Linked DNA regions of Homo sapiens: region 2 is linked to region 1. Evidence: chromatin loops called from intact Hi-C (ENCODE). Cell type or tissue: CD4-positive, alpha-beta T cell. All regions are shown on one strand. Links, peaks and the distances in the headings refer to the core of each region. The heading gives the core; the rest is flanking DNA.

Region 1 (15,923 bases), core at 4,958-12,957:
GGCTGGGGAAAGGAAAATATCCAACTCTGACCTCTTCTAGCCTTCTTGTCTCATCTAAAGGGGGTAGTGGAGACTGAGAGGCACTTATGAAGATCACAGCTCAAGGGCACAGGCTCACTGAAAGACTGAGACCTGCGGGGCATGGTGGCTCATGCCTGTAATCCCAGCACTTTGGGAGGCTAAGGCAAGCGGATCACCTGAGGTCGGGAGTTCAAGACCAGCCTGACCAACATGGAGAAAGCCCATCTCTACTAAAAATACAAAATTAGCCGGGCGTGGTGGTGCATGCCTGTCATCCCAGCTACTTGGGAGGCTGAGGCAGAAGAATTGCTTGAACCCAGGAGGCAGAGGTTGCCATGAGCCGAGATCGCACCATTGCACTCCAGCCTAGGCAACAAGAGTGAAATTTCACACCGTCTCAAAAAAAAAAAAAAAAAAAAAAAAAAAGACTGAGACCTACTCGTAGGACTTTAGAATGCTTCCCCTTTCCTACAACTCAGGCATCTGAACCAGACTCAGATATGGCAGGGATGCTGGAATGATCAGACCAGGAATTTAACAACTATGACTAATATGCTAAGGGTGCTAATGAAAAAGGTAGGCAACATGCAAAAACAGATGGGTAATGTAAGCAGAGAGATGGACATTCCAAGAATGAATAAAAAAATGCTAGAAATAAAAAACATTGTAACAAAAATGAAGAATGTCTTTAATGGGCTTATTATACACTGGATACAGCTGAGGAAAAAAATCAGTGAGCTTGAAGATATGTCAATAGAAACCCCCAAAACTGAAATGTGGAGAAAAAAGACTGGGCCGGGCAGTGGCTCATGCCTGTGACCCCACAACTTTGGGAGGTCGAGACCAGCCTGGGCAATATGGCAATACCCCGTCTTTACAAAAACAAACAAACAAAAATTAGCCAGGCATGGTGGTGCACACCTATAGTCTCAGCTACTTGGGCGGGTGAGATGGAAGGATGGCTTGAGCTTGGGAGGCAGAGGTTGCAGTGAGCTGAGATCGCACCATTGCACTCCACTGCACTCCAGCCTGGGTAACGGAGCCAGACCTTGTCTCAAAAAAAAAAAAAGAAAAAAAGAAAAAGAGACTGAAAAGAATAACAGAATATCCAAGAACTTAGGGACAATTACACAAGGTATAAATACACATAATGGGAATACCAGAAAAAGAAGAAAGGAACAGAAGAAATATTTGAAGCAATAATGACTGAGAATTTCCCAAGATAAATGTATCAACAGTACCTTTCTTTTGGCTCTTCTCCAGCTAAAGATAGGCCAGAAGTGCTGGGGAGTTACACCTCCAGAAATAGTCCTCAGTCAACTGTCAGATGGGCGTTGAAGGATAACGACCCCAGCTTCTTTCCTCCGTAGTTGGGACGATGTGAAGTGAGTTCTCCACTGTCTCCCCAAGTTCTTCAGCAGGATCCAGCCTCGACACCCACAACAGAACCTTGCCCTATTGCACACCCTCTGTTGGCTTAACTTCCCTTCCCCGTCTCGCTTTCCTATTCCCAACAGAGGTTCCCAAGATCACTTCCCAAATAAAATATTGCATGAAAATTATTGCCCACAGGATTGCTTCTGGGGGAATCCAACCCAGTCTAACAAGATATGTTCATTAAGATTTATTACCTTTATAATAGAGAAAGATAGATAGGGAAAAAATAATCACATCTATAAGGTGTTTTCAAGCATGAACCTAAAAATAAGATTTTAGCCAGACTCTAGTGTATTCATATTATCTGAGTAACCAGGCATTGATGAATTTGGACAGCAGGGAATGGAAAGGATTTCTTAGCTAAATGAGTTAGAGTACTTTAAGTTGCATATTTGATATTTTGGTACCAGGCCCGCTGTAATGCAAAAGTTGGATAGGAAAACTTGCATTCTGGGTATAGTCTCATTATCAACCATGTGCCATGTTTTTCTTACCTAAAGAGTAGAGAAAATAAAAGTGTCCCCTTTATGTAAATAAGACTATCAAGAGTGTAAACTGCTTCAAGGTGCTTGGAATTTAATCTATATTATTATGCTATTTTTTGAACAGCTAAGTGAAATTTACTTTGTATTTTTATCTGACATATATTCACAGTGCTAAGTATTTTAGAGATGACCATAAATGCTGGGTAAATAATAAACTATTTTCAAATTATAGAGAAAGTGACTAAAACTCTGAATGAGAAAAATAATGTATTTTACTTTAAAATACATTAATGTGGAGGAAGAAAGATTAGAAGGAAATGTATCAAAATTATAAAGCAATTTATGTTTAAATGGATGGGAGAGGTTAGGGGTTTTATTTGTTTCTAGTTTCCGAAATTTTGTTTGTATGATTATATTATTTTCATAAGGAATACAGTATTTTAGAAGAATGATTTGTAGAAACAAATGATAGCAGATTTCATCAAAGGAAAGTTACTCTAGGCCAGGCACAGTGGCTCGCACCTGTAATCCCAGCACTTTGGGAGGCCGAAGCGGGCGGATCACTTGAGGACAGTAAAGACCAGCCTGGCCAATACAGCAAAACCCGTCTCTACTAAAACATACAAACATTTAGCTGGACATGGTGGTGCATGCCCATAATCCCAGCTACTTGGGAGGCTGAAGCATGAGAATCTCTTGAACGCAGGAGGTGAAGGTTGCAGTGAGCTGAGATGGCGTCACTGCACTCCAGCCTGGATGACAAAGCAAGACCCTCTCTACAAGGAAAAAAAAAAAAAAAAGGAAAGCTACTCTAATATTCTGCTGTCCTCTTGTTTACATTTGACATTTTCACAATAAGAAAAGACTGGCCGGGCGCGGTGACTCATGCCTGTAATCCCAGCACTTTGGGAGGCCAAGGCGGGTGGATCATGAGGTCAGGAGTTCAAGAACAGCCTGGCCAGAATGGTGAAACCCTGTCTCTACTAAAAACACAAAGATTAGCCCGGCGTGGTGGCGGGTGCCTGTAATCCCAGTTACTCAGGAGCCTCAGGCAGAGAAATGCTTGAACCTGGGAGGCGCAGCTTGCAGTGAGCCGAGATGGCGCCACTGCACTCCAGCCTGGGCGACAGAGCGAGACTCCATCTCAAAAAATATGTATAAAAATAAATTAAAAGAAGATTCAGAAAACCACTGTGCATAATTTTGGCAGCCACTGGATTATTAAATAGGGTCTCCTCATTGATTTTTAAGTATGTATTTCTAATAAATTTTTTTTTTTTTTTTTTTGAGACGGGGTCTCACACTGTCGCCCAGGCTGGAATGCAGTGATGCGATCTCGGCTCACTGCAAGCTCCGCCTCCTGGGTTCACGCCATTCTCCTGCCTCAGCCTCCCAAGTAGCTGGGACTACAGGCGCCTGCCAGCATGCCTGGCTAATTTTTTTGTATTTTTAGTAGAGACGGGGTTTGACCATGTTAGCCAGGATGGTCTTGATCTCCTGACCTCATGATCCGCCCGCCTCGGCCTCCGAAAGTGCTGGGATTACAGGCGTGAGCCACTGCTCCCCGCCTCTAATAAATTTCTTAAATGACATTTAACATCCGCCTTAAATTTCTTAAATGACATCCGCCTCCCGGGTTCAAGTACACAAATGAGAAGTGTAGATGTCAATGAAGTTTCAGTTAACTCACCTGTGTAAACTTCCACCCAGGAGAACTATTAGTAGTATGTCACCAGCACCCCAGATTCCCCCCTCAACACCTGACTTCTAACACCATATATTAGTTTTGCTTGCTTTTGAAGCTTATATAAACAGAAATTTACGGTATGAATTATTTTGTACCCTGCTCCTTTTGTTTAACATAGTTTGTGAGAGTAACCATATCCTATGTAGCTGTTAGTCATTTGTACAATATACCATAATTTATCTAGTCTATGATTCTGGACATTGAAGGTGTTTCTGGTTTGGTATTATTCATGAAGAATGCCTGTATATTCTTGTGTATGTCTCTGGATGCACATAAATGTGCAGTTCTGTTGGGTGAATACCCAGCAGTGGAAGTGCTTGATTATCAGCTATGTGTATGTTCAGTTTAGTAAATATTTCCAGTTTTCTAAGGAGTTTGCACCAGTTTCCACTCCCATGAGCAGTGTGTGAAAGTTGTCATTGGTCCACATTTTTTTGCCAACACTTGACATTGTCAGTCTTTCTAAATATAGCCATGCTGGTAGGTGGGTGTGGTATCTCATGGTAGTTTCAATGTGCATTTCCTTGTTAACTAAAGAGGTTAAACACCTTTCACATCCTTACTATTTGTATAATTTCTCTTTTTTGGGGGGGGTGGGGATGGAGTCTTGCTCTGTCACCTAGGTTGGAGTGCGGTGGTGTGATCTCAGCTCGCTGCAATCTCCACCTCCTGGGTTCAAGGATTCTCCTGCCTCAGCCCCTGCAAGTAGCTGAGGCTACAGGCACTCTCCACCACACCTGGCTAATTTTTGTATTTTTAGTAGCGATGGGGCTTCACCATGTTCGTTGGCCAGGCTGGTCTTGAACTCCTGACCTCAGGTGATCTGCCCGCCTAGGCCTCCCTCCCAAAGTGCTGGGATTACAGGCGAGAGCCACCATGCCCAGCCTCCTTTAAGGGACTTCTAGCCTGGGAAGGGAGCCAGACATTTACACAGGGAAAGGTGATCAGCAGCACTGACTGGCAGGAACTCTTAATGCCAAATGTAGTAAACACGAGGCCAGAGGCAAGAAGGCTTCATTCTTCCCTGGAGTAGTCAGAAGGATTCACAGAGAAAAGGGGACTGGGGGTGTGTGTGGGGGGTTTTTTTTTTTTTTTTTTTTTTTTGTTTGTTTGTTTGAGACTGAGTCTCATTCTGTCACCAGGCTGGGAGTGCAGTGGCACTATCTCGGCTCACTGCAACTTCCACCTCCCAGGTTCCAGCAATTCTCTGTCTCAGCCTCCTGAGTAGCTGGGATTACAGGCTCCTGCCACCACACCCGGCTAATTTTTGTATTTTTAATAGAGACGGGGTTTCACCATCTTGGCAAGGCTGGTCTTGAACTCCTGACCTCATGATCCACCCCCTCGGCCTCCCTAGGGGCTGGGATTACAGGCATGAGCCACCGTGCCCAGCCCTGTTTTTGTGTTTTTTGTCTTATTTTAGTAGATAGTACATTGACACATTGACATGGTCCAACATTCAAAAGGTACAAAAGGGCATACTGTGAAAAGCCTTCCTTCCAACCTAGTCCCCTGAGCCTCTCAGTTCAAGACTGAAGTTTGATGGATCTATAGGATTTGCACCATAAACTGGGCTCAGTGCCCTGCTCCTATAATCCTAGCTACCCAGGAGGCTGAGGTGGCAGGATCACTTGAGCCCAGGAGTTAGAATCTAGCCTGGGCAACACAGCAAGACCCTGTCTCTAAAGACAAAAACAAACGAACATAAAAAGACACCTGAGGCTAGAGTCTTGGGGTAGGGAGTAAGGCACTGGTGGTGAATGTCATTTAAGTCAACGTTATGAGTGAGAATTTGGAGGACCAGGCTCAGGTCCTGCTGCCAATGGCCCAAGCCATGGAGGATTTCTGGTGAAACTGAGGGAACTGTTAGTTTCAAATAGCCCCAGTCTGGGTGAGCACAGGGTCAGTGAACACACAGAGAGGCCATCCTGTGCTGTGCCATAGACTCCAGGGGAACAGCACTCTCTGATCCAGTAAGAGTAGTATCATTTTACTGAAAGCTTTGTTTTTAAAATTTACTTATTTATGGATTTATTTACTTTTTAAAATACATATTTTATTTTACTTTATTTCTAAAAATAAATATCCATAAATTTTTTTTTTGTAAATTTTAGAGTTATAGAAAAGTTATAAAGATAGTACAGAGTTCCCAGATCCACAGCCAGCTTCCCGTTATTAGCGCATTTTGCGTAAATCTTAACCAGTACATATTAACATCATATGGGAGCAGTAAGAGCCGTGGACAAAACCCCTCATACATGCGGTTAAAGAAGGAAGTGGCTTTATTTGGCCGGGAGTGTTGGCAGACTTGTGTCTTAAGAACTGAGCTCCCTGAAGAAAGAGTTCCTGGCCCTTTTAAGGGCTCATAATTCTAAGGGGTCCACGTGACAGTGTCGTGATAGACTGAGCAAGCATGGGGTATGTGACTAAGTTGGGGTAAGCAAGGCAAGTATTTCTCTATTCCATTGTCTGTGATCTATAGATAGCACAAGCGATTAGGATGGGGGTTAATCTTTAACCTACAGGCCTGCCTAGTGGCACCGATCAGTCTGTTATTTTTCAGTTTTTACTTCCTCCTTTTCTTTGGAGACAGGAGGCAGTAAGAGAAATGGCCTCTCTCCTCATTCCCCCCTTTGAGAACCTCACTCACTAGTGGGAGTTCTCACTCTCATCCTCACTATCCAGGTCTTCCTGCGAGACAGATCAATAGTGATTCATGTAATACATTTGTGCTGAAGTTTTCTGATGAACCAAGGTGGCAACAAAACTTCTTAGTAGTTGGGGAACTATGGGTGGCAAACAAGGGAGCACTAGGCAGGTTCCTAACACTACTACTATACCTATTGTAAGAGTTTTAAATCCTCCTAGAGCTGGAAACCACTTTCCAAATAGGGATCCAGGATCAAACCCATGCCAAACCTGCATGGGCACATGTGCCCACTTTGCTATGTCTCTAACTATATTTTCGACTACTTGTCCTTAATCGTCTATTTGCAGACAGCAATTGGTCAAGTTGAATTTTCCACAGACTTCTCCCTCAGCTGCCAGCAAATAGTCTAAGGCTAATCTATTCTGATAGATCGCATTTCTCGTTTGGGTTTCCTGCCGGGCTAAAATAGTCAAAGCTCTGCCAGTTTCGTTAGTGATTATTTCTAAAATAGCCTGTAACCATATGATCCAGTTAAGCATGTAGTTGGGGGTTCGGTATCCCCACGAGCTGTCTTGTGCCCATGTGGCAGACCCATAGTACTGTATGATTCTTTCAGGGGGACACTCATCATCTTTCCAATTACCTATGGCTATGCTTCTTTTTTCTCGGGAGGTATAGGAAGGGAAACCTAGAAGCTCACCTGTCTTTCCAGGTAACAGGAAAAAGGATGGCTTAATGGTACCAATGACACAACTACCTGACCAATGGACAGGGTAGGCTCTGTGCCCACATATCCAATACAGTCCAGTGGGAGCCATCCACTCCCGATGAAATTCTGAATGGGCCTAAAAAGTTTGCAACTTAGGAAACTTACTGAATGGGTTCTTTTCAGTATGGGTTTAAGCCCCACCAGATGATTGTCTTTGCTGTGCTGTTATACAGCTTTTGTCCTAGGCAACTGAGCTTTCCTACAGGGACAGTGAAGTTTTTCCTCCTCTAGCTATGCAATATTGTCCAATAATGGAAGTTTTTAAGACCCAGAAGTTGCTAGTTTGGGCCTTCTGGACTGGAATTGTGTCAGGAACTGGATCAGGAGGCACCAACTCTCAGGCTTCCCAAGGCCATCCGTATCCTATAGTGGTCCCCCCACATACATAACAGGAAGTAACATTGAGGGAATGAGCTATATTTTCTGCCAACAGGAGAAACAAGTTCTTCATCTTTTTTGGAAGCTCGGGTGCTGGCAGATTCAGCTCATCATAAAAGGTCTGAAACACTGGTTTGGGAGAGCGCCTGTGGACCTCCCCTTGGACTGAAATATTTACTCGGGAATCCAGTCCACTTCCATCAATTCCTAGAGTTACATACTCTCCTGTTTTCCAACAGGGATCAAGGGGATTGGTAATTAGCAATTCTAATGGGTTACAGTGACCACTAGTGCAGGAAGAGTTACTCCTTCCTTTTTGAAGGCAGACAGGGTCCTTCCCTTCTCATCTTTTTTTCCAGGTGGCCTAAATGACACAGGATCAGTAACTACATTCATCACTACATTCAGTCCCAATTCATGACAAACATACTTATTTTCTGCTATATAGCCCCTTTCCCAATCTAGAGAGCCACATCTTATTCTATTTCCACACAAGTCACTGTTGATTGCCACACAGGGTCAAATTTTAAGATAATTTGTTTGGGAACTCCTTTCTCTTCTGTTCTAGTTATTATTTTGCTCATATCAGCTTTTTCCCGGCTGCCAGTCCTCAATCTTATTTCAAAAACGGTAGTCATAGGGGGCTCAGATGGGTTATAGGACACATCAGGCTGGTCACTTACTGGGCTACATACCTTGTATAGAGTAGCATTATACAAACAAGTTCCTTTTAGAGTCCCAGTACACTCATAATAACTATAAAATAATAGGACTGCAGCAACCTTTTGTCCTACCTAAGTGACTTAATGTATACACTGGGAACAGTCCTCAGTCTGAGGAAGGTCAGTTGAAGTCCTTACTGTACAAGTCCAAAATTTAAGGAAAATGAGTCCTGCAGTGAGTTTCCTCATGCTTCGGCCATGAGTGGACCAGTCGGCTTCCGGGTGTGACTGGAGCAGGGCTTGTCGACTTCTTCAGAGTCACTTTGCAGGGGTTGTCTAGGCTTGGTCTCACCTACCAGGTCTCCGGTGCTGCAGGTTTTACGCAGCTGTGGTGGACCCAGGCTGGGATTCCCTCTACCTTCACAGCTGTGGGAGTGGTCAAGATGACAGTCTGGGGTCCTTTCCACCGTGGCTGCAAGGGGGCTACGTTCCAGTCTTTGATCCACACTCATCACCTTTGCTGTCTTCTGTACCAAGTCAGCCACAAACGCCGGCCCATTTTCTGAGCCGATCCATAAGGGCAGTCCAAACCTAGCGATGAGATCTCGGAGAAGAACACGAGCTTTCTTGGTTCGTGTTGGATAGGCCTCCACCCACCCAGAGTATGTACACACTGGAACTAGCAAATACTTGTTACTGCCACATTTGGGCATCTTGGTGAAGTCTATATTGAGATCTTCAAAGGGGGCTTCTCCATAAGCTTGTATGCCAGACAGGACGGTTGGACCTTGCCTAGCATTGTGCTGTCAGCAGGTGACACACTGCTACGCCACCGTTTTGGCAAGGGCTGACAGATGTGAGACATAGAAGTACTGGCCTAACAAATTTTCAAGTGACTCTTGGCCTAGGTGGGTGGTCTCATGCACAGCCAGTACAACTGCGGCTCCTAGCAGCAGTGGCATGGCTATTCTTCCGTCTGATAACCGGATCCAGCCCTCTTCTATCACCTGCCCTCCTTCTGTCTGGAGAAAGTCCTTCTCTTCTTTAGAATAAGTAGGTACAGCCAGGTGCGGTGGCTCACACCTGTAATCCCAGCACTTTGGGAGGCCGAGGCAGGTGAATCACAAGGGCAGGAGATCGAGACCATCCAGTGACACCCCGTCTCTACTAAAAATACAAAAAATTAGCCAGGTGTGGTGGCAGGCACCTGTAGTCCCACCTACTTGGGAGGCTGAGGCAGTAGAATGGCGTGAACCTGAGAGGCGGAACTTGCAGTGAGTTGAGATCATGCCACTGCACTCCAGCCTGGGCGACAGAGCGAGACTCTGTCTCAAAAAAAAAAAAAAAAGAAGAAGTAGGTACAAGGTCAGGTGCTTGAGGGAGCAGGGGGGCTGTGACTGATGCCCGGCAGGGGGTGGATATTGCTTTTCGAGCTTCTAAGTCTCCTCTGTAGTTCCCTAAGGCAATCGAGGTGGAAGCTCGCTGGTGTCCTCTGCAGTGCATGACTGCCACCTTTTGGGGCTTCCACAGTGCCTCTAATAATTGCAGGATCTCTTGTTGATACTTTATGTCTTTTCCCCCAGAGTTCAACAGGCCTTTTTCCTTGAATAATGCACCATGTACTTAGAGGGTTAAGAAGGCATACCGAGAGTCAGTGTAAATGTTTACAGTCTTACCTTCACTCAGCTCTAAGGCCCAAATTAAAGCAATGAGTTCGGCCTTCTGGGCTGAAGTGCCCTGGGGCAATGATTTGGCTTCAATGACAGCATCCAGGATTACCACCGCATATCCCGCACACCTCTCTCCTTGTGGGTTGATGAAGCTGCTCCCGTCCACGTACAGCTCCCAGTCTACTGATGTCCAAAGATGGTCTCGGAGGTCGGGCCTGCTAGAATAAACTGAGTCCAACACCTCTACACAGTTATGTTCAACTGGGCTCTCTGATACCAGGAGCAAAGTGGTGGGGTTTGGGGTGTTGCAAACTTCAATGGTTATGTGGAGATTCTCACAGAGCAAGCTTTGGTACCTAGTTAGTCTAGCATTTGTTAGCCAATGATGTCCTTAGACGTTCATTAGTGGTACCACAGCATGGGGGGCCTTTATGTTTAGGTTTTGCCCAAGAGTTAGCTTATCTGCTTCTTGTGCTAGCAGGGCTGTTTCTGCTAAGGCCCTCAAACATGGGGGCCAACCCTTAGAAATCCCATCTAGTTGTTTAGAGAGGTAGGCCACTGGCCTCAGCCAGGGCCCCACAGTCTGGGTCAAAACTCCAACCGCTATTTTTTCTCTCTCTGACACATATAGTGTAAAAGGTTTTGTCAGGTCAGGTAGCCCCAGGGCTGGAGCCGACATGAGTTTTTTTTTTTTTTTTTTTAAACTCATGAAAAATTCGTTGCTGTTGGTTGTAATAGATGTAGTTTATCCAATCTACATTTTTATTAACTGTCACCCACCAAAATATTGACTCAAATCCTGCAACTATTTGATTTCAGGCTTTAAACTTATCTGATATTCCCCATGGGACTCCAATTGCATCTAAATAGATGTGAGAGTCAAAAGACCTATAAGGGGCTTCTCTCGCTCTACGATGTCTTATTTTTCCTCCCTCTGTTTGATGAAATGCCAGGGTGAAAGGGATAGCCAATTGGACTAAAGCACAAGTGCCACTCCAGTTACTCGGCAGAGTGTCCAATAAAGGTCCACTACGATACCACCGCATATCCGCTTGGGGACGAACAAGGGCTGACTGACTGATAAGCTTTTGAAAATTCTTAAGCTCACTGCATCCCTTCAGGTCTCCAAGGAATGCTAAGTTTCCTCCCTGTCATGAGAGACATGAAGTGAACTTAGTGTTGGGAGACAGAAGCTGGGTGGCCCTCAGGGGCTGACCCACAGGGTGCTGAACTTCAGGACATAGCAGAGAGAGAGCTTGGCACGACTTATTACTCCAGGCTGTAGAATCCTGGAAAAGAGATACCATGCAGTCCACGCCTGGTCGACTGGAGGACCACTTTAGTGGAAAGGGGACAATCTGGGTCTCTGGTCTGCCATGTGCACAAGCATAACAATTGCTTTTGTTTAACATGCAGATGGAATATTTGATCTATTCCAACCAAGCATTTGCATCTTGTTATCCTGTCTTAATTGCTAAAGTTTGTTTTGTCTTTAACTTCTATGATCCTCTAGTAAAATGAATGTATGGTTTTAGGAAATTACAAAAACCGGTTGGGGCAGTCCATCCTTGCTCTTTAGTGGCCCACAGAATGTTGGACCAACTATGGCATAAAAACTCTACATCAGGGGACAAGACTCCTGGTTGACTCTGGGGTCTTTATCAAAATCTCCCCAGATTAAATGGTCCCAATTTACTAATGCCCAGTCTGAGGAGAGTCAGGAGGGGCAGAGTTACTTTTCTGAAGTAGAGAGCTGTCTTTGATTTGGCAAGTCCCCACAGGGTATAACAAGGCAAGCATTAAATGTAATAGTTTGAGGTGAAATTGATTTAGTTTTGTTAATAACTAGATGGTCAGCAACAGAGCAAGGACAGAAGTAATAGAATAGATGAAAGAGTTAAATTTCTCTTAGCTTCAGTTTGGTAGGATTTTCCCTTGGGACTATGGCCCACAACTCTGGAGGGGGTGGTACTTTCTTGACTTGGTTGTGATGAGTCTATCCATTTTTGGCTGTACGAACAGCAATCTCAGTGGTTAGCAGCACAAGGTAGGGTCCTTCCCAGGCTGGCTCGAGTTTTCCTTCTTTCCACCCTTTGATGAGAACGTGATCTTCAGGCTGGTGCTGGTTTACTGGAAATTCTAGGGGTGGTACGTGTGCTGAAAGACTTTTAGTTTTGAAGGAAAGTAAAGTGGAAGATAAACCAAGTATATAATTTCGAAGAAATTGACCTTTTGTTGTAAATGTGGGGACATCAGCAGTGGACTTTATAGTCCTTGGTGCCTTCTTACTGAGAAATTTCCTTTAACACCTATTTTTATTAGTTTTTAGACCAAAGAAAGACAAACACCATTTTTTATTTGACAATGCTTCCTGTATGATTTTTATACCAGATAAGCTAAATTTCACCTTTATATTAGTGTGTTATTAATGTTAAACTTAGTTTCAATAAAACTTTGTAGATATATTTATTCAATTTTTAATGTCTGACCATAAGGTAAGATTTTTATAGACTCTTTTTAACCTTTTATAATTTTTGTTAAAGAGCAGGTTAATGCTTCAAGAAAAACCCATTGTGTTTTTATTTTAATGTCCAGTCACAGAAAAACTGGATGATACCCCTTTAACTTCAGCCAATATGTTTACACACAGAATTTCCTTTACAATTAACGTTTCAAAACTTGCTTAAACCTTCAAAACAAAATTTTTTTAACCTTTTAATGTAGGTAAAAATCCACATTCTTATGCCTCCTTATAATCCTTTTATTAAAAGTATATTTTACTTTCCTTATACACCTTGCATATAAACTGTTTCTTCAATAGTTTTACATTCAGGAGGCCTAATTACTTTGAAATTATACAGCATTTCTTGCATAAGTTGCTTTTTATAGCACATTTTTTTTCTTTCACGACTTTCACAGACAATTCTTCGACATGCCTCAACTTTCTGACTTATTGCAAACATCCCTTTCTTTAAACAAGAAGTTAATTTATTTCAGGACAAGAATTTACCATATAACATTCTTTTTACATAAATTCTCCCTCTCTTTGCCACTAGTACAACTGCCGCCTGTCCTCTTAACCACTGTGGGGGGTTTAAAACCAGCTGTAACCAAAGGTCTATGTACGGAAACTGGTCTGGGTATCCTGGCTTACCAGCTACCTTGTGCCATACCTTTGAAACAAGGGACCTATCTAGGCTTCCTTCTGATGGCCAACCCACTTCTAATGCTGGCCAATCTATCTCACACAAGGTCCTAAGTTTTCCTGGGGTCACAGTAACCCCATCATCTCCATTAAAACCTTTTTGGAAAATTTTTTTTAACATAGTCCCTAACGGGGTGGGCTTACTCTGTGTTTTACCCATTTTCCTCTCCGAGACAAAACAACACTCTTGCCACAAGAAGGGAAAGAAAAAGGGCAAAGAGTAAAAGGTAACTCACTCGTCAAGCAATTCACACCAAATCAGAATCAATACCAAAACCAAAGTGCCGATAAAGGCATGCTCATTCATCAAGCAATCAAACCAAGTCAAAATCAAAAGCAAAACCAAAGTGCCAATAAAGGCAGGCCACGCTTCCACTGAAATGCAGTGGGCAAGTTCCCAAGACCGGTCCTACCGTATTCCAGATGTCCAGACTCCAAGTGCCAATTCCTTCCTGGTGTTCAGCCACTGCATTGATCCTCCACGGGGGCCTGCCAGGCACCGCTCTGACTAGGCGTTCCACTGGGGCAAGTGTCTACCCAGGAGCGCTCTCAGGATCTGCTTCGCTCAAGCTGGCTGGATTCCCCCAACAGGGATGCTCCAACAGGGCAGGCCTAAGCCGCCTAGGGGCTGCCTCGGCCAACCTTCAACCACCTCGCTTCCCTGTCAGGGAACCAAGAAATGTAGCAGGACAAGCCGTGGACAAAACCCCTCAGACACTGGGTTAAAGAAGGAAGTGGGCCAGGCGCAGTGGCTCACGCCTGTAATCCCAGCACTTTGGGAGGCCAAGGCGGGTGGATCACGAGATCAGCAGATGGAGACCATCCTGGCTAACACGGTGAAACCCCCTCTCTACTAAAAAACAAAAAATTAGCTGGGTGTGGTGGCGGACGCCTGTAGTCACGCTACTCGGGAGGCTGAGGCAGGAGAATGGTGTGAACCCAGGAGGCGGAGCTTGCAGTGGGCCAAGATCGCGCCACTGCACTCCAGCCTGGGCGACAGAGCAAGACTCCATCTCAAAAAAAAAAAAAAAAAAAAAAAGAAGGAAGTGGCTTTATTTGGCCGGGAGCATCGGCAGACTTACGTCTCAAGAACCAAACTCCCTGAAGAAGAGTTCCTGGCCCTTTTAAGGGCTTACAACTCTAAGGGGTCCATGTGACAGGGTTGTGATAGATTGAGCAAGCGTGGGATACCTGACTAGGTGGGGGTAAGCAAGGCAAGCATTTCTCTGTACCATTGTCTGTGGTCTCATTGTCTGTGGTCTACAGATAGCACAAGCGATTAGGATGGGGGTTAATCTTTAACTTACAGGCCTGGCCAGTGGCGCCCAATCAGTCTGTTATTTTTCAGTTTCCTCCTTTTCTTTGGAGACAGGAGACAGTAAGAGAAATGGCCTCTCTCCTCAATATAATCTTTTGTGGTTGAGAAACACCCCTCTGTGTTACATGTACTGATCTGTGGTCATATGTACTGATCCCTAGATTTTTACCTTTTTAGCTTACATTTTCTCCTCCTGGCAAACACCTATGGTTGTTTTGTTACCAGCTCAAATGTCACCTCTGCAGTAAAAAGATTTTCCTGTCTTCTTTGGAAGCTAACTTTTACTGCTGCTGTGTTGCCATATTCACAGCCCCCTATCTATGACTGTGTCCTTGGAGGCCCTGGCAAACACCATGTCCTCTGTTCTCCCAGCATTCTCCCAGGGTTCTAGGTCCAATTCCAGTCAGGATTCAGCTGCAAGCCACAGAAGAATCCCAGCTTCAGTTTCCTTACTTGAGAGTTGAAGGGGTTGAGTCAGGACTGGGGGATCCCCATTTCTGATATCTTCTGCTTTTTAAAAATAGAATTATAAGGGCCGGGCACGGTGGCTCACGCCTGTAATCCCAGCACTTTGGGAGGCCGAGGTGGGTGGATCACGAGGTCAGGAGATCGAGACCATCTTGGCTAACACGGTGAAACCCCGTCTCTACTAAAAAATACAAAAAATTAGCCTGGTGTTGTGGCGGGCGCCTGTAATCCCAGCTACTCAGGAGGCTGAGGCAGGAGAATGGCGTGAACCCCGGAGGCGGAGCTTGCAGTGAGCCGAGAGAGCGCCACTGCAGTCCGGCCTGGGCGAAAGAGCGAGACTCCGTCTCAAAAAAAAAAAAAAAAAATAGAATTATAGGCCAGGCGTGCTGGCTCATGCCTGTAATCCCAGCACTTTGGGGGGCTGAGGCAGGTGGATCACCTGAGGTCAGGAGTTCAAGACCAGCCTGGGCAACATGGTGAAAACCCATCTCTACTAAAAATACAAAAATTAGTCAGGTGTGGTGGAGGGTACCTGTAGTCCCAGCTACTCAGAGGGCCTGAGGCAGGAGAATTGCTTGAACCTGGGAGGCGGACTTTGCAGTGAGCTGAGATTGTGCCACTGCACTCCAGCCTGGGTGGCAGAGCAAGACTCTGTCTCAAAAAAGAAAAAAAATAGAATTATAGAATTTTAGTATTGATAAGAGATTTCTTTTTTAAAAAATCCTATTATTATTATTATTATTATTTTGAGACAGAGTCTCTCTCTGTCACCCAGGCTGGAGTGCAGTGGCACGATCTCGGCTCACTGCAACCTCCACCTCCTGGGTTCAAGGGATTCTCCTGCCTCAGCCTCCCGAGTAGCTGGGACTACAGGCATGTGCCACCACGTCTGGCTAATTTTTTGTATTTATAGTAGAGATGGGGTTTCACCATGTTAGCCAGGATGGTCTCGATCTCCTGACCTCATGATCTGCCTGCCTCAGCCTCTCAAAGTGCTGGGATTACAGGCACAAGCCAAAATTTACCATCTTAACCATTTTGAAGTGTACAATTCAGTGGCAGCAAGTACATTCACACTGTTGTGCAACCATCACCATCATCCCTCACCAGAAC
Region 2 (15,923 bases), core at 4,415-12,414, 52 kb before region 1:
GAAAGATGGTGAATAGGAAGTTTGGTCTACCCAAGCATTTGCAACTGGGTCAGAATGCAGCTGGCATGGCTCTTTTTGCAGAATAATTGTTTGTCCACAGCTGCTCCCAAATTACCAAAAATCAAATAAGTAGTTGCCATGTGTGATAGCAGGATTAGAGGCTGCCTCAATTTCCATTATGGAAAAATAACGTAAATTGCCACAAGTCCCGCCCCCCAGTCTCAAATAAGCACAAAGGACACTTTTATTCAGATCCTGCATACTGTGAAACAGCATTGTTGCCTGGCTGCTTCAGTGGCGGGCTCAATTCTGCTGGATCTGTCACTACACAACCAACAGCCAGTTAAAGCTATTTCCTAGCTTCTGCAGGACAGCTCAATTCATGATTTTTCTTCTGAAATAACTGAACTAAGGATTTGTTTCTGGATAAAATTATGAAAGTATTTAAGTGCCAATACCACAGACCTAGGAATCTCTGCTATTCAATCATTCTCTCCTTCATTCAACAAATATTTACTGAATTCTTATCAGGTACTCCTACATTATTGTAGCATGTGTATTCCAAGAAAACCTATGACTGGCAATTCTAATTTTGTATCTCTAAGTTTAAAAAGTGTATTCTCAGCCTGGGTGAAATGGTGAAACCCCATCTCTACTAAAAATACAAAAACCAGCTGCGTGTGGTAGTGCATGCCTGTAGTCCCAGCTACTTGGGAGGCTAAGGTGGGAGGATGGAGTGAGCCCAGGAGGCAGAAGTTGCAGTGACTTGAGATTGCACCACTGTACTCCAGCCTGGAAAACAATGGGACCCTATCTCATTTAAAAAAAAAAAAAAAAAAATTTTTTAAAGAATGTATTCTTTTAGAAGTGACTTGTGTTCTTTGGGGGTAACTGAGAAAATATAGGGGAATTAAAAATAAACACAAATCACTGTAACCTGAGATAGCTACATTACCAAGTTAACTATTTTATGTATATGCTTCCAGCATTTCCCCTGCTAGTTTCTTATACAGTTGGTTTTGTTTCATTGTTTTTAAACAAAAATGAGCCTATATTGTATATACTGTATTACAAATATTTTTTCACTTAATATAGATTAAAATATTCCATGTTATTAACATTTTTGTATCTTTTTTAAATGTCTACAGAGCATTCCCTGTAAGAACATACAGTAGTTTAGTTTACCAATCCTCTGAAGTCATTTAGGTTATTTCCAATTTCTCACTATTATAAATAGCACTGTTAATGATAACTAGTATTCAATAAATATCTCTTGAATAATGAGTAAATAAATGGTTTAATAAGCTGAGTCTTGGCTGGGCGCGGTGGCTCACGTCTGTAATCACAGCACTTTGGGAGGCTGAGGCGGGCATATAACTTGAGGTCAGGAGTTCAAGACCAGCCTGGCCAACTGGGTGAAACCCTGTCTCTACTAAAAAAAAATACAAAAAATTAGCTGGGCATGGTGGCGAGTGCCTGTAATCCCAGCTACTAGGGAGGCTGAGGCAGGAGAATTGCTGGAACCTGGGAGGCGGAGGTTGCAGTGAGCCGAGGTTGTGCCACTGCACTCCAGCCTAGGCAACAGAATGAGGCTCTGTCTCAAAAAATAAAATAAGCTAGGCTGGGTGCGGTGGCTCACACCTGTAATCTCAGCACTTTGGGAGGCTGAGGCGGGTGGATCACAAGGTCAGGAGATCGAGACCATCCTGGCTAACATGGTGAAACTCCATCTCTACTAAAAATACAAAAAATTAGCTGGGCGTGGTGGCACGCACCTGTAGTCCCAACTACTCGGGAGGCTGAGGCAGTAGAATCGCTTGAACCCGGGATGTGGAAGTTGCAGAGAGCCGAGATCACACCACTGCACTCCAGCCTGGGTGACAAAGCGAGATTCCATTTCAAAAAAATAAATAAATAAAAATAAAATAAGCTGAGTCTTTAAGCACATACCAAATTATTTCCTTAGCTTTTAAAAGACATAAACATTTTGAGTAATCGTACACTTATGATTCTGCATATGTTCACAGCAGGCAGAGAAAGCGAATGCAATAAAAACAGCAATCTAAATATAAAGGAAAGCACACAATACTTGGTGGTGAATGGAAGACAGAATAAAAATATTAACCTTTTATAACCTAGACAATATGCAAGTTGAGTACAGGTATCAGAAGGTAGAATATAAAAAGAGGGACGTGAAGGGGGTATTTACAATCCCATTTTCCAAAATGGCAAGTTAAGAGGCCCTACAGGAAGTTGATGGATCAAAAAATTAAAGTTTATCATTTAAAATTATAAAGATAATTAATAAATGACTTTCAAAGTAATATAAATATCAAATAATGACAGGGGTAAAAAAGTGAGTTAAATTCTCATTTTTCACATCAAAAACTTCACAGGTATCATCTAAAGTTGATAAATCAAGGAACAGAAGTCTAAACACATTATTAAGGCTTATGGAAGTAACCACAAGTGAAGCTAAAAACAGAAATAGTGAAAAAGTTTTTAAAGGCTGTCTCTGGATAGTAGGACTGGGATGGCAAGAAAAGGGAAGAGCCAGGAGGCTTATGGTTATTCATCATAAGGTCTCCACGGCTCTGTGATTTGTTAGGATGTACAAATAACACCCTGATGAAGACTGGCTGAAAAATCTGGAACTGTTTACTTTGGTTCCCAAAGATATAATCTTACCTTGATAACTGGTCAAATCCAACTGTCCACAGAGCATTCCTTTAACCAGAGGCAAACCTAAAATGCTTAAGACTTTGGAGACTAGTTTGATGTTCTCATTTTCCAAATTGTGACCAAGAAAGACCCAGTGAGTTACCCAAAGTCACATCTCTAATTGGTGGCAAATCCAAAACTTGAACCCCTATCTCCTGCTTCTCAATCAAGTGTTCCAGCTGCTCCATCAGAGTCCCACCCTTTGTACCCGAGCACAGTCTCCACTCATTATTTGCTTGGGCTCCTTAACTGCTAATGCAAGCTATTATGTATTAATAGCTTAATAATTAAGCTATTAATTAATTAATCTTCAAGCCAAAATTTGGGTTTTACTGGGGGTACGGTAAATTTGGGTTTTGTCTTTTAAGAGACAGGGTCTCACTCAATCACCTAGGCTGGAGTGCAGTGGTGCAATCATGGCTCACTGCAGCCTTGACCTCCTGGGACCCTCCTGCCTCAGCCTCCAGAGTAGCTGGGACTACAGACGGGAGCCACCACGCCCAGCTAATTAAAAAAATTTTTTTGTAGGGACCAGGTCTCACTATGTTGCCAGGCTGGTCTTAAACTCCTGGGCTCATGCGATCCTCCTACCTTGGCCTCCTAAAGTACTTGGATTACAGGCATGAACCACAGCACCCAGCCGTGAATTTGTATTATAAAACGGTATGTGTGTTGAATTGATTTTTCAAATTGTACCTGCAGCCACCCATCCTGGTCCCTCTAATACATCTCCTGCTCCCTCAACCCTCAACCCCACCATCACTGCCTTAGATAATATACAATAGCTACTTTGAGAGTTGATTCCCACAAACTGAGAGGTCTGACAGCATGATTCTCAGCCACAGGAATAAATGCAGTTTATAAAGTTGCCAAAGCAGTCTTGTGAAGCTACAGTATTCTGTGAGCGCCAGAGTGTTCAACTGACTTTATGTTCTTCTTCACCTATATTAAATTGTTTAGCTAACTATCCATTCCCATTTTCAGTAGATGGAAAGAGAAAAATATTACTTTTTTTAAAAAAGGGGGGGCGGAAGAGCGCAGTGGCTCACGCCTGTAATCCCAGCACTTTGGGAGGCTGAGGCAGGCGGATCACCTGAGGCCAGGAGTTCGAGACCAGCCTGGCCAGCATGGTGAAACCCTGTTTCTACTAAAGACACAAAAATTAGCTGGGTGTGGTGGCATGCACCTATAATCCCAGCTACTCGGGAGGCTGAGGCAGGAGAATGGCTTGAACCCAGGAGGTGGAGGTTGCAGTGAGCCCTGAGATCATGCCACTGCACTGCAGCCTGGGCGACAGAGCAAGACTCCATCTCGCAAAAAAAAAAAAAAAAGGGTTGTGGGGACAAGGGGCTGACTTTTTAAGGAAAATGGAGAGTTGGGCACACCATTTCTATGTTTGTATTAAACCAATTTATAAAAATTATTTTAAGTTGAATTTTAAAAGGTATGAAAATCTGTACAAATTATTATTTATATAAATTTAGGAACAAGGAAACAACAAAATGTAAAACTGGAACCACGCCAATTACTGGAAATCAAGTATATATGGAAGAGTCAAGATCAAATAACCAAAATCCCCATAAATTGTCAGGAGTTTGAGAGCAGCCTGGCCAAAATAGTGAAACCCCATCTCTACTAAAAACACAATAATTAGCCAGGCATGGTGGCGCACGCCTATAATCCCAGCTACTCGGGAGGCTGAGAAGGGAGGATCAGTAAAGCCATGGAGGTCGAGGCTGCAGTAAGCAGAGACTGTGTCACTGCACTGCAGCCTGGGGGACAGAGTGAGAACCTGTCCCAAAAAAAATTCCCATATTTACTTTGTGAGTTAATTCATTGAGATAAACTGTATCTTGAATTACTTAGAAAATTAAAGATGCCATATAATCAAAATTAGAGGCACAGTAGTAAGAAGGAAAAAAAATCAAATTAGAATCCTACACAAGGATGTTAAAGTAAAAAAGCATATTATATTTCAAGACTAAAGCAAAATTTAGAAAGTAATTGAACATAAAATTAAAATGCCTTTACCTAAAACTAGGCATAACATCTCCATTTTAGAATTTAAGTCTATAAAAGATATCACTAAACTCACAGAAGGAGGGGAGAAATGCTACCTAAGTTCCTAAAGAAATCAAAACTACCTAAATAACATTTACACTATATTTCCTGTTTAAAAAAACCAATCACCAAAATTTTTCCATGACTACTACCAATGTTGCCATTTACAAGAAGTATAGGCTAGAGAAGAGAATAATTATCCCATAAGAATAAAAAATATTTTTCTCAATACCACTTTCTCAGTGTAATCTTTGATAAAATTCTCAAAAACAGAAGGGGAAAAGAGGCCATCAAATGTAATTTACCATACCCACATTTATCAGCAGCTACTCGGTCCTGGCCACAATGGATGTCCTGCAGCTGGCTGTCAAACCACCAAAAGCTGCTCATCATCCACCTTCCTAGTCTCTTAGAACTAAGCTCACTTGGGTCAAAACAAGTCAACCGTCTTTCTCGCCAGCAGTAATATGCTGGAATAAAGTGTCAAGTATAATTCTGGCTGCCAAGATTTTGTTCTGAAGAACAGACTTGTAACTATGAAAGGGGACATTAAATTAGAGCTATTGTCTGAAAGAAAAGGGCAATCTGTATCTGTAGCTTGACTGGGATAACACAGGTCTTGATCTGTAGTCAAACCAGAGGAAAAGGAAGCAACCAGAAAAAAACACCACATATCACAACCCCCAAAAAGAGTGAACTATTGAAAAAAAAAAAACTGTGCCAGTAGCAATGTACAAAAAAAACTAGAGTCTACTTTAGAATAGACTCCATGTGCTGTGCAACAAGGAATATTAACTCTTGGTACAGAGAAATATCACAGAAGCCTTAAAGCAGAGGTGTCCAATCTTCTGGCTTCCCCAGGCCACGTTGGAAGAATTGTCTTGGGCCACACATAAAATACACTAACACTAACGATAGCTGATGAGCTTAGAAAAAAAAAAACAAAAAATAAAATCACAAAAAAATCTCATAATGTTTTAAGAAAGTTTATGAATTTGTGTTGGGCTACATTCAAAGGCATCCTGGGCCGCATGCAGCTTGTGGGCTGCGGGTTGGATAAGCTTGTCTTAAAGGATGAAATAGATTTATGTGTATTGACACACAAAAAAATCCATAAAATGATGGAAATTGAAAACAACAGGTTATAAAATCTGCTAGAATGAGTGTGGTCTCATTTTTTTAAGTGTAAATAAATATGGTTGTGGACAAACAAAATAATTTCAAAAGATATACTAAAACTATTAAGAATACTTTTTATCTATGCAAAATAGAATTATGGATTATAAAAACTTTATTTCTGCTTTATAGATTTATTTCTCCCTTCAAAATAATAAGACTGTGATTACTTTTATAACCATTGTTATGTCCAGGTTTGAGAAAGAAAAGACAAACAGCATAAGCTCTTCTTCTTTTTACCAAATGAAATACCAGAGGCCTCCAAACTCATGAAATCAGGGACACATACAGACTTTCCAAGCTGCCCAGTGTCCTCTGGGAGCCATTTTCTTCCTTGCTTTTTTGCAGGGGTTTCCAATGAATCTTCTTCTTCTTTTTTTTTTTTTTCAGCAGAGCCTTTTCTTTAAGCAGAATCCTGTACAGAACCTCAAAATGTAAGGTAACAGTGGAATTTCTTCTATTGAAGGGTATGGGAATGCAGAGAGTTAAAGCCATTCATCCTCCTCACCACTCAGAACTCCAGAGCACAAGTGGAAACATGGTGATTAATCCAAGTATTTCACTGTACAGTTGGGAAACTGAGGACCAAGGATTACTCTCCTGTTAAGCCCTGTCTTATTGACTGGTCTGTGGGTCATTTTACTTACTAGGCATTATAGACACAGTAACTGGGGCCTGCAAGCTTTTCAAATACATACTGAAAGTTTAAGAGAAACTGAAAACACACAAATTGGCTCCAATAACTGTCAAAAAGACAAAGAAACATAATGGTTCTTGAAGTTCAATATGATTCAAGCACTCCAAACACCCTGGCAGCTTTGCAAATGAATACGTTTTTCTATTGTCTAAGGTTTATGTTTAGCCATACGTATCTATCGAAGCAACACAAACTAGAATCAGCTATTGAGAAAAGACAAGTGGAAGAAAAGCAGCAGCAGAGGGATAGTTTTCGAAACTGAAAAGAGACAGAAAAGATACATTGATCAAATTCCCCAAACACCCCAATGGCTTAGTGAGCATAATCTAACAAGATAAATGTTCACAGGCATAAACATATCATTCTAAACTTTGTTCTAAAAAAACCCATTGAAAAGCCAGGTGCAGTGGCTGACGCCTGTAATCCCAGCACTTTGGGAGGCCAAGGTAGGCAGATCACCTGAGGTCAGCAGTTTGAGGTCAGGAGTTTGAGACCAGCCTGGCCAACATGGTGAGACCCCATCTCTACTAAAAATACAAAAATTAGTCGGGTGTGGGGCACACACCTGTAATCCCAGCTATTTGAGAGGCTGAGACACAAGAATCGCTTGAACCCAGGAGATGGAGGTTGCAGTGAGCCGAGATCACACCACTGTACTCCAGCCTGGGCAACACAGTGAGACTCTGTTTTGAAAAAAAAGGAAAAAAACCCACAATCCATTGAACAAAAACAGGATGATGGAGACTTGTGTCATCATCACAGAGAAAGTAAAAAGATTCAGAAACACTGGCTCACAGTAAATTTAGTCTGGAAAAAAAAGTATCACATGACAAGCAACATATGCACAATGTGAACAAAGACCACTCCTGTACTTAGCCCTGGGCACTCCACTTTTAAAGATACGAGAAAAAGCCCGTTACATTTCACTGGGACTATGAAAATGCTTAATTAATGAATAGTTAGAAAAATAAGAGGTGTTTAAATCTAAAGAAGGACTTTAGGAATCTCTCTCATAAAATATTAAAAGACCATTATGAGGAAGAGGAATTAGATTAAGTCTGTGACCCTAATAAAAAAAAAAGGTAGGAAATTATGGCAAAATTCTGGTCAACAGATCATTTTTCTAACGGGGTGTATAGACAGAGTGGCTGGAAGCAGTGAGTTCTCCCATCACTAGATGTCCTCTTGCAAAACCTAGACAACCACTTGGGGGCACTGGAGACGTGGGCCTTGCATGCATCCTGACTTAAACGAGCAGGCAGAAAGAAAGGTAACAAAAAAAGATTCCACCCCAGGAGAGTCTGAACCCTGCGGTCCAAAAGTGTTTATTAGGAAGACTGTCTTAGGTCATTTGGATACATACCCCAGATAAGATTGGATACAGTCCTTGCCCTTCTCCTGGGAGAACAGAATCTATTGATATTCTGCTGCAGCTGGGGGTATGTACAAATGCACATACAAACAGAATTATACAAACAGTATGAAGCTAGCCTTAAGCAAAGGCTCGGTCCTCTTTAAAGAACTGTAACACTCCCAAAGGTGGTGTGCTTAAAAAACAAACAAACAAACAAAAACTGTAACAGTAGAAGCTGAAAAGCTCTCCCAGAGAAAGGTAGGAAAAAAACCAAAACTCTTCTGCTATCATAGTCTTAAAACATTTTATACAGTTGCCCTATAATTAACAAATTACAAAGGAAAGCAAGTTTTATTAACGTATTGTTTCCCTTTTCCCATCTCTGAAGATTATATTCTATATAGTCAAATTAATGCTCCAACAATACCTTACTTAATGCTACAATCTCAACCATCCCCAACCGCCTAGAGACCCTGAGAAAGGACTTGGACTTGTTTTATTTTGCCTTTTAAATTTATACACTATTCCAACAAATGCAGTCCTCTGATTTCTGAGGACAAAGCAGAACTGGTAAAGCAAGATAAAGAGAGTAAAAACACATGGAAAAGGAAAAAAATAGATAAAGAAAAGAGAAAGCAAACAAGAACAAGCGAAGTACAACCAGCTGGTATTATTTATGTAGGGACAACCAGCCCCACAGACCTCAATTACTTGTAATCCTATCACAGGGCAAGCAGTCCATCAATATACCTGAGTAAGGTGTTTTTGAAAAACACACGAGCAACCTGAAAATATATACATCAGCCACTTTGGAAGCCTGTTTGGCAATTTCTTACAAAACTAAACATAGTCTTACCATAGGATCCAACAACTGCACTCCTTGGTATTTACTCAAATATGCTGAAACTTATGTCCACACAAAAACCAGCACACAAATAAATATTCACAGCAGTTTTATTCACAATTGCTAAAACTTGAACACAACCAAGATGTTACTCAGTATGTGAATGATAAACAACTTGTGGTACATCCATACAGTGAAATATTATTCAGCATTAAAAAGAAATGAGTTATCAAGCCATGAAAAGTTATCAAGCCATTAAATACATATTGCTTAGTGACAGAAGCCAATCTGAAAAGGCTACATTTGTATGATTCCAACCATAGGACATTTTTGGAAAAGGCAAAACTATGGAGACAGTAAAAAAAAATAGTTGTCAGGGGTTAGAGAAAGGAGGGAAGACAGGAGCACCAGGAGACTTCTGGATTAGTGAAACCATTCTGAATGATTATATATTTGTCAAAATCCACAGACTGCACAAACACACAGAATGAACTTGAATGTAAACTATGGACTTCTGTTAATATTGGTTCATCAACTGTAACAAATCTACCACACAACAGCAAGATATTAATAAAGGAAATGGGTAGGAGAGAATATGGTAACTCTCCATACTCTCCACTCAATTTTTCTGTAAAGCTAAAACTGCTCTAAAAAATAAAGTGTGTGTGTGTGTGTGTGTGTGTATATATATATATATATATCTTTTTTTTTTTTTAAATACAGATGTAAAAAAACAATATTCCCTTAAAAAATCACGGTCAAAGTGGGGTACAGGGATTTTCAGGCATGGTCAGGAGCTCCACCAATCTAAATCACCACAGCCTGCCGTTATATAATGCTGAATACTTTCACAGATTTATAGTTTATATATTATAAATTTGTTACACATATAGTTTATATATATTTATTCTTAAAGTACAGTTTTATATATATATACACATACACACACACACACATCACTTATAGTTAATAAGTATGGTTATCTAGTGCTGAATACATCTGAACATAAAGGGTGAGCAGTGGTGGGAAAAGACTGAGAAGTCAGGAGGGTTGGTCAGCTGCATCCACTGAAGATTCCATGTTGCTGGTGGAAGTCTCCCCCTCCTGCCACTGGTGAGAAAAATGGCTCAGACTGTTGCTTCTTCACTTTAAAAAGTTTGGTGGAGCTCTTGTTTGCCAACAGTAGCCTATGGTGGCACTTGTCTTAAATTGTGTATCATGCTTTTCCTGCTCCCTCCCTGCAGTGGCATAGCATGTTAATAAAGATCTAACTAAAAAGTGCACAAGGGTTCAAAGGCACCTAGAACAAAAGAAGTCACAACACAGTTCAGTAATCAGTGCTTTCCACAGTGACATCAAGTTGCCAAGAAAAGATAAAATTATAAGCACACCACAGTATTCTGGCTTAATGAGCACAGAAATACTTGTAGGCTTTTTATTTTCCTTTTTCCCATAAAAAATGGTTAAAACCAAAACAGTATTTAACGTTTAAAAAGATAAGCATCACCTATCTGGAAAATTTGTTTACTAGAAAAATCTCATATAAATTTAAAAGCATGTTCAGTAATACAGCCTCTTTCCAGATGCCACTTCTATGGTGTTTGCATATTAAGAAATAGACTATCAATATCTGGTATAGGTAGTAAATTTACCAAGTATGTCTGATATATAATGCTCATTCATTTTCTTTCCCCCTTTTCAACTAAGAATCAATTAAAATGGGATTACAGGCTTTATGTAGCTGTTTTGCAATTTTATGTAATCCTTAAAACTGGGTCCCTTTTATATTAAAGGGTACCAAAAAATACATACATAAGTGGGAAGACAAGAAGCAAAGGAAAAAACCAAAATATTGACTGTAGTATCTCTGGATAGCTGGGCTACAAATTTTTATCATCTTCATACTTCCCTTTATTTTTAAAATTCCCTACAAAAAACATGTATTACTTTCACACTCCATTATATCAAATATCTACAGCATTTAAAGTGAGTAAACTATAACTACATGTACCAATAAAGTTTAACCTCTTATACAAAGCTTAAAAACATATAAAACAATATTACACTTTTTAGTTTTCCCTGCAATCCAAACATTGTTTTTTTTTTCAGTGGATACATATATATATACAGAAAAAGTTTGTAAAAATGCAGGGAGAGAATAAATATCAAATTGAGAATAATGGTCACAGCTGGGAAGGGAGAGGACTAGGATGGGGAAGGGGTGCCCAATAAGCTTCAACAATAACTGTGATTTTTATTACTTTAGGTAGTAGGTATATGGAATTTATTATATTGTTCTATATCCTTTTTTATGCCTAAAGTATTTCAAAAATTGTTTAAAGTGGCAACTACTGTAGTCATACTAAAAACAGTAGGACTTAACCCTAATCTCTTCAAACTACTTAAATGGGGTTATAGTACTGAGTAAATCAGAGATAAATGTATCTATTATAATAAGAAAATTCTTTTAAGAGACAGGGTCTCCCTTTGTCATCCAGGCTGGAGTGCAGTGGCATGATCACACCTCACTGTAGCCTCAAACTCCTAGGCTCAAGCAATCCTTCAGCCTCAACCTCCCAAGCAGCTGGGACTACGTGCACATTACCCACGCTCAGCTAATTTTTAAAATTTTTTTAGAGATGCAGTCTTATTATGTTGCCCAGTCTGGTCTCGAACTACTGGCCTCAAGCAGTCCTCCTGACTTAGCCTCCCAAGTAGCTGGGATTACAGACACAAGCCACTAAGCCTGGCATATAATGAGAAAATTTTTTGAGAAATTTAAAGCAGTTCTGAAGGTCAGCAGTCATGCATATTTATAAGCAAACAGCAATCTGAAATCCGTGTTCCAAAAAATACCTGTAGCAAACATTCCAATCTATGCCTTACACAAAGAACACAAATTTAAATCTGTCCAGTAAACTTAAATATATACATTATTTTGAATATGCCTTTTTTTACACACTTATAACTCTAAAAGAAGATTTTTTACTTTGGTCAGTTTTAAACAGTCTTTTAAGAATGTCATAAAAATAGAATTAATTTCTGACTGGTATTTCCCAGGTTGGTGATTTCAAATCAGATGGTTTCAGTTTATCATCTTATAATATGCTATGATAAAACCAGGCTGAGGAAGTCCAAGGAAACACTGAATAGGCTTCTCCCTGAAAATCAAGTTCCTGGCCAGCCTCCATGGCTCACACCTATAATCCCAACACTTTAGGAGGCCAAGGTGGGAGAACTGATTGAGCTAGGAATTTAAGACCAGCCTGGGCAATATAGCGAGACCTCGTTTCTAGAAAAAATTTAAAACCAGCCTTGGCAACATAGGGAGACCCCATCTCTACAAAAAAATTAAAAAGAAGGAAGGCATGGTGGCGCACGCTTGTGATCCCAGCTATTCAGGAGGCTCAGGTGGAAGGACTGCTTGAGTCAGGGAGATCAAGGCTACAGTGAGCAGTGATCACATCAGGGTAACAAATCAAGACCCTGTCTCAAAAAAAAAAAAAAATTAAATCAAATTCCTTAGAAAGATTCAGAAATATTCAAGGATGTTAAGATGTCCCTGGGTCTCTTGCTATAGTCTCGCTCAACTCTATGAAAAGTAAGTAAGCAAACTGATATAAGAAAGCTCATGAAAATGTCCCACATAAAGGCAGAAACTTTGGCTCAAGTATTTTAAGTATCAACTTCAAAGTTATAATATTTTCATAATATAAAAAATTTTGCTCAAAACAACATATGAGTGTTTCATTTACTGGTCCTCAGCATTTGATACTGATTTAAAATCAATTTAGGACAAAAAGGAGGTCAAACTTCGAAATGCCTACAAAATAATTTTTTTAGGTTAACATAAAACTGGTTTAAATATTCCAGGTATTTGAACTGATCAATCTTTTTATTAATCTACTTTCTTTAAAAGAATAAATAAAAATACTCTTTCAAAGCAATGCCCTCACCCAATTTTACACTTTAACTTCTGTGAGGACAAAATAATCTGACAATTTACCCAGTGTAGTCAGACTCTTTCTTATTCAGGAAACTGCCTCTTCCAATCCAAAGAATATCAGGATTTATAGAAAACAAAGGTTTCCTCGGACTATGCCTCACAACGACAAAACAAGAAAGAAGCCCAACATATTACTTAGAAAGCAGAAGAGGAACAACAAAATGTATTTCTTAACTCACTATGGAAAATCAAAATGATTTGTTTTAACATTCACCTTCTATAATCCCTTTTGAAAAGACATTACTAGATCAAGCACAAGCAGAGAACTATTGAAATTTAAATTGAATGTTTGCTTTTCAGATCAGATCCATCCTAGTTGAGGACCCTCTCTCTAAGAGACCATTACAAATTTAAAGACACAGAAAGTAGAAGACTCATTAATAGGACCCAGGCAAGGCTCAGACTGTTAGCTCTGTAAGTACTATCACCTTATATTTTGTTCTTTTATTTCATCATTTGCATTTACCAAGTGTATATCATCCACATTCCATTTGTTCACTCTATTCTCACAAACGTCTATGGAAAAGCTGCCTGAATGGATGGGAGACTGCCTACATTAATTTTACTCACCAAGTTTTGTCCTGTTTAAATGTCAGCATACCACATTCATTAAACAAATATCCTTTGAGCACCTTTTCTGTGTAAAGTTCTGGACCAGGAACTGAAAGGGGATATTAGGATGATTAGTTCGACCCTCAAATAGCTTAACAGCAGTTCTCAAAGTAAACCATGGGACCCTGGGGGTCCTTGAGATTCTTCAAGTCATCAATGAGGTCAAAATTATTTTCATAATAAATAAGATGCTATTTGCCTTTTCTCAATGCATTTATATTTACACTTATGATGCAAAAGCAATGGTGGGGTAAAACTACTGACACTTAGCACAATTTAAGGTAACAGCACAAAACTATACTAGTAGCCATTATATCTTTCACCTTCATGTGCTCACGATAAAAAGGAGAAAAAAGTCCATTTTATTTAAGAATGTGCTTGATGAGAGTAAATATTATTAATTTTATTAACTCTTCTCCCCAGAGTTATGTCTTTCTACTATTCTGCGTAACAAATGGAAAGTATGCATAAAGCGCTTCTGTTGCATTCAGAAGTGTTGCATTCAGCTTTCTGCTGCATTCAGAAATGGCTGTCTCAAAAAGCGTGTGTGCGGGCCGGGTGCAGTGGCTCACACCTGTAATCCCAGCACTTTGGGAGGCTGAGGCTGACAGATCACCTGAGGTCAGGAGTTTGAGAACAGCCTGGCCAACATGGCAAAACCCCGTCTCACTAAAAGTACAAAATTCAGCCAGGCGTGTGGTGGCAGCTGTAACCCCAGCTACTCAGGAGGCTGAGGCAGAGAATCGCTTGAACCCGGGAGGCGGAGGTTGCAGTGAGCTGAGACTGCGCCACTGTACTCCAGCCTGGGTGACAAGAGCAAGACTCCATCTCAGGAAAAAAAAAAAAAAAGCGTGTGTGCTATGTTTTATGTTGTAAGCTGAATTAGCTGCTTTTTTTCACAAGGAATACAATTTTTACTCCAAAGAGTGGCTGACAGACAAACTATATTGTTCTTCAGACCTCGGTATTTGACAGACATTTTCTCAAAAATTAAAAGTGGGTCTGTCACTTCAAGGAAAACAACTGACAATATTTTTTGCCAATGATGGAAATTTGATATTTGAAGTGATAATTAGAATTTCGGAAAACTTGTATCTGCTACAGTGAGTCTAATAGTTTTCCATTACTTAAAAGCCTTTTCTGATGAGACTGGTGGTGATGTTAAAGAATGTGATTTTTGTGTCAATATTTGAAAGATCTCCATAAACTTGATGAATTAATATTTTCCAAATTACCAATAGATGATGTTACAAAATCATGCATCAGTTAAAATATCCATTCATAGAGCATGATAAACCAATAGGTTTTAATGTAAGAGTAGTTACCATTTCAGATTTCACATTGCAACTCATCTTTAAGAAACTACCACTGCTGAGTTTTAATATATCAAAGAATATCCACAATTATCTGAAAAGGCTCTTAAAATACTCTTCCAACCACATATTTGGTATGAGACCAGATCTTCTTTTTATACTTTAACCAAAGCAACATACTACAGCAGACTGAGTGCAAAAGCAGATGAGACTTCAGCTGTCTTCTCTTAAGCCAGACATTAAAGAGATTTGCAAAAACTGTAAAATATAATGTTTCTCACTAAAGTGTTCTGTTTTGAAAAAGTTGTTTTTCATAAAATAGTAACATAATTAAAATATTAACTTTTTAACATGTACAGGGTTATTTTTTAAATTAAGCACTTTTAAATTTTCTCAGTTTTAATTTCTAATATAGTATCAAAAGTTATAACATACATAAATAAAAGCTATTATATTTGGAGTCCTCAATAATTTTTATGAGAGTAAAAGGGTCAGGAGAGCAAAGATTAAGAACCACCGAGACGGGCAGATCACGAGGTCAGGAGATTGAGACCATCCTGGCTAACACGGTGAAACCCCATCTCTACTAAAAAAACAAAAAAATTAGCCGGGCGTGGTGGCGGGCACCTGTAGTCCCAGCTACTTGGGAGGCTGAGGTAGGAGAATGGAGTGAACCCAGGAGGCAGAGCTTGCAGTGAGCCAAGATCATGCCACTGCACTCCTGCCTGGGCGACAGAGCAAGACTCCGTCTCAAAAAAAAAAAAAAAAAAAAAAAAAAAGAACCATTGGCTTATAGTACAGTAAGAGAGAAAAAAACACAAATAATAATCCAAGGTAGAATGTGATGATTGCCAGAGTCCTTCTATTCCTGGGCATTCCTGCTCTTCCTAAACTAGACCTATGCTACTTACCAGGCTCTTGAAATAATTTATTTAGCTCTGCTGTCAATATAATCAAAATGAGTCATTCATTTAGCAACCATGAAAAGGGTACAAGCAATACCAAGATAATGTGTTAAATCAATTTCAATTGATGGGTTTTTCTTTACTTGCTTTCTAAATAAGTGACCTGAATTAAAATTAGTTTTATTTCCCTGGTAGAAACTGAGTCAGCCTATAAGGACAATTCTTTCACAAAAG

What was found. Hi-C counts contacts between places; a loop is a spot of excess contacts. Peaks named below come from ENCODE experiments on the same cell type or tissue, not always from the same donor. Only the 100,000 strongest peaks of a DNase experiment are listed, where the experiment ranks them.
Region 2: a loop joins it to region 1, with 5 times the contacts of the local background. A loop is called at or near these places in 12 of 110 quality-filtered maps.

Annotation. Positions count from the first base shown.
Region 1 is chr7:129,576,668-129,592,590 of GRCh38, reverse strand. No RefSeq gene overlaps it. Among named protein-coding and RNA genes, the nearest start is that of NRF1, 27 kb to the left of the region's middle. In CD4-positive, alpha-beta T cell, for the core only: no CTCF peak of the experiment used is centred there; a DNase peak (open chromatin) is centred at 9,650; H3K27me3 peaks cover 333 bases.
Region 2 is chr7:129,627,675-129,643,597 of GRCh38, reverse strand. All of the region lies in intron 1 of NRF1 (nuclear respiratory factor 1), which reads right to left. Among named protein-coding and RNA genes, the nearest start is that of NRF1, 24 kb to the right of the region's middle. In CD4-positive, alpha-beta T cell, for the core only: CTCF peaks have their summits at 7,671 and 7,871 (motif pointing right); a DNase peak (open chromatin) is centred at 7,877.